Regions from separate parts of the Homo sapiens genome. Here regions 1 and 2 are each linked to region 3. A link is a contact called in ENCODE Hi-C or POLR2A ChIA-PET data. All regions are on one chromosome and are shown on one strand. The core of a region is the stretch at or near the end of the contact, and the rest is flanking DNA. Distances in the headings are between cores, read along the strand shown. Region 1 overlaps ESR2 (estrogen receptor 2). Region 2 holds the start of ESR2 (estrogen receptor 2). Region 3 overlaps PPP2R5E (protein phosphatase 2 regulatory subunit B'epsilon).

Region 1 (2,770 bases), core at 23-2,522, 760 kb before region 3:
TGGCTCACGCTTGTAATCCCAGCACTTTGGGAGGCTGAGGCAGGCGGATTGCGAGGTCAGGAGTTTGAGACCAGCCTGGCCAGCATGGTGAAACACTGTCTCTACTGAAAATACAAAAAATTTGCTGGGCATGGTGGCGCATGCCTGTAATCCCAGCTACTAAGGAGGCTGAGGCAGGAGAATTGCTTGAAACCGGGAGGCGGAGGTTGCAGTGAGCTGAGATTGTACCACTGCACTCCAGGCTGGGTGACAGAGTGAGACTCTGTCTCAAGAAAAGAAAAAAAAAAAAAGGTCTGTGCCCTCAAAGCACTCATGTCCAGTCTTGCTGAGGGCAGAAGGGTGGCTGTGGGGTGTGTGTGGGGACAAGGCAGACATCCAGCATGTGGGGCAACATGGTGTCTCTGCTGAGGATGAACAGGGCACTGTCAGAGTATCAGGGGACACCTCAGACCAGACTTAGGGTGGGATGGTAGGGAGGTTGGGGGAAGCTTCCAGAAGGAATTTCTGACCAGGTTGGAATCTACAGGAGGAATGGGTATAAATGAGCAAAAGAATCAGGGTAGAGAAAGAGGAAGGAGAGAGTTTCCAAGCAGCAAGTTGAGCATGTTCGGAGCACCACACATTCAGGGAGTTGAGAGGGGGACTCAAGGCGAGGTGTGGTGGGAACTGCAGATGAGAGAAGCGGGGAGGGCCCTGGTACCTCTGATAGCTGCACCAGGTGGTTTGGACTCTATCCTATGAGCTGGGAAGTCATTAAACGGAGCCCCATGAGCAGATCTGCTTTTTGGCCTCTCAGAAGGGGACACACGGGGCCAAGGGTGGGGTCTTGTTTCCCCTGCGGTGGGAGGGCAAGTCATCTCTGGGGCGACAGTGGGAGGTTTGAGGCTGTGGGGGGATTCTGGAAGAACCAATGTGGAGAACAAAGTGAGCACAGGGATTGGAGAAGCAGCTTCAGGGCTATTGAAAAGATGAATATTTTAAATTCGTATCATCAGACATTATGGAGGTCCCTAGGGATGTGGCAAAGCACTACACTTACGTAATTGTGCTTCAGAATGTCCCTTGCCTTACCTGAGTTAAACTTAGTTGAATTGAGCTGCCTTAATTGAACTGAAAGTGCCAATAAAAATAGAGAACAAAAACTGCCAAAACAAATTCTGTGGTTGCTGGAGCACCAGCCATCATCAGTCTCATGACAGCCAAGACTCAGCAGCTCCCTGGTTGATTTCACATATTTATTCTTGCTTTGAAATGGAAAGCCTGGAAGAGAAGCTAATTATTAAAGGGAATCAAGGAGTCAGGCAGGGGTCGGGGGGAGGAGATTTATCTGAGCTGTTACTTTGCTGCCATTGGGATGCCACAGTATCTCAATCCTAGAGTTGGAGGGGAGTTAAACACAGGGCAGGGCAGGATGGGGGAGGCAGCCTACCCAGGACGTGGCTGTGGGGACCTAAGCAGATGTGTTCCTGCATGCGTTGCTCAGTGAGGAACTGAGGCTCAGAGAGCTCCAGATGGTGGCTAGAAAGTAGGTCTGTCTGACTCCAAATCAGTGGTCTTCCTGCCCCAGCCAGGTGCCACTCAAGCGAGATGCAGAGGTGGTAGCAGGGGCCCTGCCATGGCTGGCTGCGGCACGTGGTACACACAAGGAGGTGGCAGAGGAGGCTTCATCACATTGGCCATTCCTTTGTTTATTAAACTCCCTTTAGATGGGGAGCCCTCCGTGGGGCTAAAAGTAGAATTAATCTCACTTTCTGACCATCTCTGTATCTGTTGCTGCAGATGAGAAACACCACGTAATGATTTCGGGAGACTAGATATACTCGCCACGGCAAGGCCACAATTATGGGCCTGGTGGACACTTCAGGTGGCAATTTAGTCTGTCTGCATTAGGCCAGGCTTCTCTTCTAGCTCTGTGACGGGGCTGGCTCTCAGGGAAGATCCCCTGGGGGAGGTAAGACCATGCTTATAAGCTCCTGCCACACATGCAGCTGTCAAAGCAACCCAGATCACCTCGGAGCAGGCGCACGGAACAGCTGAGCACACGACTTCTGCTCCTTTGCTCAGAGCAATGACTTCTGGCTTTTATTCTTTGTCCAGGTATGTACCCTCTGGTCACAGCGACCCAGGATGCTGACAGCAGCCGGAAGCTGGCTCACTTGCTGAACGCCGTGACCGATGCTTTGGTTTGGGTGATTGCCAAGAGCGGCATCTCCTCCCAGCAGCAATCCATGCGCCTGGCTAACCTCCTGATGCTCCTGTCCCACGTCAGGCATGCGAGGTACGCGCCCTAAGGAGCTGCTCTGCTTGGGCTTGGGATGGGATTATGTGCTCCACGGAGGGTGAAGTGATTTGGGAAAAGTGTCTGCAAGTTAAGGAAAATGAATGCCTGAAAGGGAATGGGGAATTTGTCAGTTCACACACCTGTAAGCAAAGATGGGCACAGAGTGGGCATGGAAGGAATGTCATGTGGTATCTTACAGGCTCTGCATGGCAGCCAGTGGTGGCTCATGGGTTTTTCAATTGCTGGGGTTTATAGCCTGTTTATGGAGTCCTAAAAGGGGCAGTTCCTCCCCTAACACGAACTGCCACCCCTGTTTACACCACCCAGGGCTGAGGCCCTGAGGCCACTTTTTGTGGAGAGGCTAAGACCCGCTCCCCTAGATGGCCCCTCGAGCTGGTGATGCGAAGAAGTGCACAAATGCTTCCCTAAGAGTTGTTCTTTCGGTGGCATCAGGAAATTAAGGATAAGACTTAAGAGAAGTGGTGGACC
Region 2 (3,166 bases), core at 44-2,543, 820 kb before region 3:
GGAGACAGGGAGGCTGAGATTGGCATGTTGTCTGCTGCAGTTATTTGCCAGCGACACACTCTTCCCGTCCAAACTAACTTCTCTGCCTCAAGGACAGGGAGACTCTGCCTTTCAACCTGAGAGAAACCAGGACTCTCAGCTTTAATGAAAATTGGACTTAGGGTGGGGCAGTGGAGACTTTTCACAGCTATTGTTTAGCTGATGAAGCAGATGCTTCTCCATCTTTGGAGCCTGTCTTCATTACCTGTGGACCTCATCTTTATCAACCCAGAGCACACTTGCGTCTCTCTATTTTGGCTAAACACCAAACAGCTGAGGCTGGTACTGTAAAACTTTCCCTCCAAATGCCCCCCCTCGTCTTCCTCTATTAGAGATCTGGATCACAACCCTCAAAAACCATGTCCCTTATGCCACCTGAGTAGATGGTTTGATGATTAATTAGGCACAGATGTGACACTGGGGGGTTCTCACAATGGCCTGTGGGTCACATGCTACTTTCCTTTTCATTTTCATCAGCAACAGCTGCCTTAAAGCCAGTTAAGACTGTGGTCCTAGTCTCGCACCCTGGGGCTCCTGCTGGGGTGGGTGAGGGGAACACCCCATTAAGCTGGGGGAACTGGGGCTGCCACCAGGGGGCGCGAGGGGCCTTCGCCCGAGAAGAGGGGTGGGCAGGTGCCTCCAGCGGAGAAGGGCGCCGTGGCCGGAGGCACAGGTCTCCCCGGTGCCACTTCAAGTGAGTTCGAGGAAGTACCTGGGATCTTTGATCTAACGCGAAAGGCCTTCCCAGTGACCTCTTGAGAGCTGAGAACCCACTCCCTCCACCTCTAGTCCACGGCTTTGCCACTCCAGGGCCCGAGGTTACGTTTGCTGCTGGGGATTTGACAAACCCAAAGCCTCTCTGGTTTCACCACTGGCTCCTTAGAATCAGACATCTGTTCTGAATGACACTTATGTGAGTCAGGGGCTGAGGACGTGATCCTCGAAGTGTGGTCCCCAGACTGGCTGTATCAGTGTCGGCATCCCCCAGGACCTGGTTGGAAATGCATATTCTCAGGCCCTACTCCAGACCTCTTAAATCTGAGACTGGGGCTGCGGGGAGCGCCATCTGTGCGCCACTATCCTTGTGGGTGGACCAGGAGTCGGTTCGAGGGTGCTCCCACTTAGAGGTCACGCGCGGCGTCGGGCGTTCCTGAGACCGTCGGGCTCCCTGGCTCGGTCACGTGGGCTCAGGCACTACTCCCCTCTACCCTCCTCTCGGTCTTTAAAAGGAAGAAGGGGCTTATCGTTAAGTCGCTTGTGATCTTTTCAGTTTCTCCAGCTGCTGGCTTTTTGGACACCCACTCCCCCGCCAGGAGGCAGTTGCAAGCGCGGAGGCTGCGAGAAATAACTGCCTCTTGAAACTTGCAGGGCGAAGAGCAGGCGGCGAGCGCTGGGCCGGGGAGGGACCACCCGAGCTGCGACGGGCTCTGGGGCTGCGGGGCAGGGCTGGCGCCCGGAGCCTGAGCTGCAGGAGGTGCGCTCGCTTTCCTCAACAGGTGGCGGCGGGGCGCGCGCCGGGAGACCCCCCCTAATGCGGGAAAAGCACGTGTCCGCATTTTAGAGAAGGCAAGGCCGGTGTGTTTATCTGCAAGGTAAGCGCCCCTTCGCTCGAGGTGTGGTTTAATTGTCTCATTTTGTTTGAAATCCTGCGGTGAGAAACCAGTCGTGTTGAGAACAATAAAAGACCAAAAAACGATCACCAAAACCAACTGTCCTGAAAGCTACTGGAAAGTTGGAAAATGCATGCTTTGATTAAATGTCTTCATTCAAGACACTGGCAAGTTAACTTATTTAGTTTGTGCCGTGAGCTCTGGGTTGATTGTGCTAATATGAATAACTGAAAAACATTTTATTTCCCTATGGTTTTCCTCGATGGACTTCCCCACTATGGGTGAAATGACAATGGAGTTGAATACACTTTCTGATTGAACTTTGAGGGCCTGGGAAGATGTACACGTCTCAGGCAAGATGATAGGGGTTTTAAAATGTATTAATTGGCATTCCTTAGCCATGTCAGCAAGCTGCGTTCCTCCTTTCCTGGGCAGACCAAGCTAAGCTCTAACTGGTCTCCTTTATTTGCTGAAGAGGAGTCCAACAACTGCCCTCTAACACCCTGCGTGTTATTCTTATTGGAAGGACAATATTAAGTCAAGTGAATGTCATTTTTGTGAAAAAACTTTGAGTGGACTTCTATTTAGGAAGATAAGGTTGATTTAATTTTACTCGCTGTTTAAAAAGCAGGATTGTGTTTTGGTGTGGTAGGCAACATTTTGGAGGACAGACTTTGCCTTATTTTGTTATATTTCTAGTATTTACATGGGCATTCCATTAGAAAGTTTTACTTTTGCTCTAAGTTTCGTAACTCGGTGTCTAGTGAGGGGAAACATGTTTGTAATTTAAAAAGTGAACATGTGAAAGGAAAGGCTTTTCTGAGAGTGTTGTAAAACAAATGTAACGTGACTATGAAAAGAACATGATTAACATCTTTGACTCCTATTTTTTCTGAAGAAAATGTATTTTGATATGAGTTCTAGAAGAAGGAAACTATAAGGATCTGTTCATCAACAGGCATTAGAGTATACACCGTAGGATTGCATTTTACGTTCAAGCATTTTTTTAGATGAATTTCTGAAACATTCTTATTTTAAAAGCCATCAGATGCTTGTTAACACTTAAGTCTTGCTCAAGACATAGAAGTTTCTGAAATCAATTAACATGTTTAGGACACATTTCGTAGTGTTCTGAGGGATGTGAATAAATCTAATCACAGTTTACATTTCTTAATGTATTTATAATTCAGAAAAGGTAGAATTTAGTAGTAAATTCAACTCATAACCATATAATTAACATTTAATAGATATTGATATGTTCACTTTTAAGAATAAGAAGGAAATTTTCTATAAGTGTATGTTGAACACATAATAATTCAAAATTCATGTGATAATTTTAGGTGATGCTTTGAGTCGTTTTATAGAATATAAATATGGATAAAATATAAAATACTGAAGGCTGAACTCAAAGTGTTTAATGATAAGTTTTTGATAATACATCTAGAAACCTTGAGAATTGTATGCTTGAACGTTAGATTTCATAATTCAGTGTCTAGCACATTGTTTTATATGCAATA
Region 3 (3,008 bases), core at 285-2,784:
ACTTCTCATTATGTTTGCTCCTGTCCCACATTTCTGTGTTGTCAGCCACATGAAACCCAGGTTACCCTGCAGTTTGTAAAGTCCTTTCTGGCCAGGTATGTCCTCATTCCTCCCTCTCATTTCCCACTCTTTCTAGTCACCTGTCTTCCATGCCCTAGACATGCATATCTTCTTATAATTTCTCCCATAATGTGCTCACTCTCACCTCTGTGCTGTTCTTGTCTAAAATATCTTCCACCTTTCCTTTGTTTATTCCTTGTTCTATTCATGCTTCCTTTCTGTCCCATCACTAGCTGAAAGCAATTCAACCTAACTGGCTTTCTAATTGACCTTAGGCTGTGCTGGTGATAATACAGGTTTGAACTCTCAGTTAGACTCCAAATCATATGCAAGTTCAACAAATGTCAGGTGTTCAAAACAAAATGAAACAACCAAACTTCTGTGTCATTACATTTTCCTGAACAGTAAATTAAATCCAAACAAGGTTGAAGTCTTGAAGTAAGCCAGCTTTAGTGCAAAGGAGAAGGCTGGAAGGTTAGAGAAGACTTTGAATCATCTTTTGAGAGACTTAACACTAATGTAAAGGGGTCCTTTATTTTATTTTTTTTTGAGATGGAGATTCACTCTTGTCACCCAGGCTGGAGTGAAATGGCGTGATCTCAGCTCATTTCAACCTCCGCCTCCTGGGTTCAGCCGATTCTCCTGCCTCAGCCTCCTGAGTAGCTGGGATTACAGGCGCCTGTCACCATGCCCGATTAATTTTTGTATTTTTGGTAGAGATGGGGTTTTGCCATGTTGGCCAGGTTGGCCTTGAACATCTGACTCAGGTGATCCACCTGCCTTGGCCTCCAACAGTGCTGGGATGACAGGCATGAGTCACTGTGCCCAGCCTAAGGGGGCTTTTAAATATTAACAGAAATAACAGGCCAGCTGGAGAATCTTTCTAACCCTTGGTAGTTGCATTTTGCTTGGTACAAAGAGGAGATAGATGACAGAATGCTTGTCTTCCTCAATCTATGTTAAAGAGTCTGTTAGGAAGATTAGGAAGATTAACCCTTCCAGATGGTCCCTCCAGTGTACGTTGTAGATATTAGATGAAAACAAAAATGATCAGTAGTGATAAGCCAGCTCTCATTAGTCTTTAGCAGAGGTGGGATAGTGTACAGGTGCCAGATTGTGGAGGTCTGAAGCTCAGCAGGGCCCCCTTTCCAGCTGTGTGATGGTGGGCAAGTTGCTAAATATCTTTGGGCCAATTTTTATATGTAAAAATAAGGTTGGTAATACCTACCTCACAGCATTGTAGAAAGGATTAAAGGAGTTAATACATGTAAACTCCTTATAATAGTGACTGCCACAGAGTAAGTGCTTACTAAGTTTTTACTATTATTATGTATACATGATATGACTGGGAAGGGATGACTCATTCAAGATTTTCAGAAACTATTTATTGTGAAACAGGAAATGGCTCTTTAGAATGCGTATCTTTTTCTAATACCTGACCTGTCTTCAGTGACTCTTGTTTATTTTGGGTTATTCATTCATTAATTAACAAGTGTATTTTGACATTGCTTATAGTCAAGATCCTGAAAGAGTGTATTGTCTGTAGGAGATCATGATATTTTCAATAGAGGATAGATTCTGAAAACTTGTGAGAGTTGTATGAATGAGGTTCTTCTGGCCCATCTGGGTCTATGAACAATCTATACATAAGACATCTGGTTTTATCAGAAATTTGAAACTTACGCATTTTTATGTGTACTCTCCATTCTCAAAGAGAGCCTGGTGCGTGTTTTTGCAGATTTATGTAATATGAGAGTTTCTGGAATCTAGATGAATGTCATTCAGAGTGGTCTCTCTTGAACTTGCCCCACTTGGCTTTTTTCAAAGAAATGTTGTCATCTGCATGCTATGCTTGCTTTGGACTTCAGGGTGGGGTAAAAAATGGCTCAGAAGCTATTGCTTGGTCACCTTTGTAATATCAGGGTGCATTAATGGTACAAGCAAGCAATGTAGATTGTCAAAATTTCAGAATTAGACATTTTATCTTTTTATTAGGATGCTGTAATTTTTTTTTTTTTTTTGTAGAGACGGAGGTCTTTCTGTGTTGATCTTCCCACCTCAACCTCCAAAAGTGTTGGGATTATAGGTGTGAGCCATTGTGCTCAGCCACGTTTTTTTTTTTTTTTAATCTGTTGATAAAGGCTTGTTTTTATGATCCTGTGAAAGTAGATTAGGTGTCAATAGAGTCTTCAGATAATTTGCTTGTTTTATGCTGGAAATTCCTATTAAAATTATGCAATTGGATGAAGCCATTTTGTTATTGTCACTATGAAGTATTTTTTAATAATATAAATATGTTCTTCCTAGAGATAACCCCTTAACCCTTTAGTAGACAGGATAATCAATCACCACATTATCAGAGGGCAAGTCGGTTTTTTTTTTTTTTTAAACTTATGGAAAGGTTATGAGTGCAGAGTGTGATTGTGGAATACTGTGTGCCTTGGGGTTGGAACTGGGCTATAAGTAGGGAGGTAGGAGGCTGGATGCAGGGGCTCACACTTGTAATCCCAGCACTTTGGGAGGTCCAGGCGGCAAGGATCCCTTGAGCCTAGGAGTTCAAGACCACCCTGGGTAACATAGTGAAGCACTGTCTTTACAAAAACTACAAAAATTAGCTAGGTGTGGTGGTGCATGCCTGTAATCCCAGCCACTTGGGAGGCTGAAATGGGAGGATTGCTTCAGCCAGGGAGGTCGAGGCTACAGTGTGCTGTGACTGTGCCACTGCACTCTAGCGTGGGTGACAGAGTGAGACCTTGTCTCAAAAAAAGTGGGGGGTGTGGGGAGGTAGGAGATGAGGAGGACAAAAATCATTGTTTATTCTTTATAATCCTACTGCCACATTTATCTGTCCAAATAAATGGAGAGGAGGAAGTATTTCATTTTGGTGTAAAATTATCCCTTCTGGTTCTTTGTAGTGAAGTTGTTTTTACACGTTAGCCATTGACCCA

What was found. Hi-C counts contacts between places; a loop is a spot of excess contacts on that map. ChIA-PET counts read pairs that join two places held with the same protein, here RNA polymerase II (POLR2A). Pooled maps may share reads with other maps.
Region 1: a loop to region 3 is called in a pooled map, with 4 times the contacts of the local background. The contact joins two enhancer-like sites. A Hi-C loop is called at or near these places in 4 of 37 single-sample maps with no recorded cell type and 7 of 50 pooled maps. POLR2A ChIA-PET finds 5 or more read pairs at or near these places in 1 of 52 experiments (naive thymus-derived CD4-positive, alpha-beta T cell).
Region 2: a loop to region 3 is called in a pooled map, with 2.4 times the contacts of the local background. The contact joins the promoter of ESR2 here to the enhancer-like site in region 3. A Hi-C loop is called at or near these places in 5 of 50 pooled maps. POLR2A ChIA-PET finds 5 or more read pairs at or near these places in 2 of 52 experiments (Panc1 and activated T-cell).

Annotation. Positions count from the first base shown.
Region 1 is chr14:64,234,478-64,237,247 of GRCh38, reverse strand. ESR2 (estrogen receptor 2) reads left to right here. Exons shown (of 9, transcript NM_001437.3): 8 at 2,098-2,278. It overlaps LOC124903328 (a long non-coding RNA gene), which reads right to left. Exons shown (of 2, transcript XR_007064205.1): 2 at 2,061-2,386. Among named protein-coding and RNA genes, the nearest start is that of ESR2, 59 kb to the left of the region's middle. RefSeq lists enhancers at 1,135-1,404, 2,045-2,104. Within about 2 kb of position 1,272, at least 4 of the 41 ENCODE cell types and tissues checked have a DNase peak (open chromatin) inside an H3K27ac peak, as active enhancers do.
Region 2 is chr14:64,292,498-64,295,663 of GRCh38, reverse strand. It overlaps ESR2 (estrogen receptor 2), which reads left to right and starts at 1,293. Exons shown (of 9, transcript NM_001437.3): 1 at 1,293-1,631.
Region 3 is chr14:63,469,902-63,472,909 of GRCh38, reverse strand. The region is part of intron 2 of PPP2R5E (protein phosphatase 2 regulatory subunit B'epsilon); the gene reads left to right. Among named protein-coding and RNA genes, the nearest start is that of PPP2R5E, 72 kb to the left of the region's middle. RefSeq lists an enhancer at 1,176-1,255. Within about 2 kb of position 1,534, at least 6 of the 41 ENCODE cell types and tissues checked have a DNase peak (open chromatin) inside an H3K27ac peak, as active enhancers do.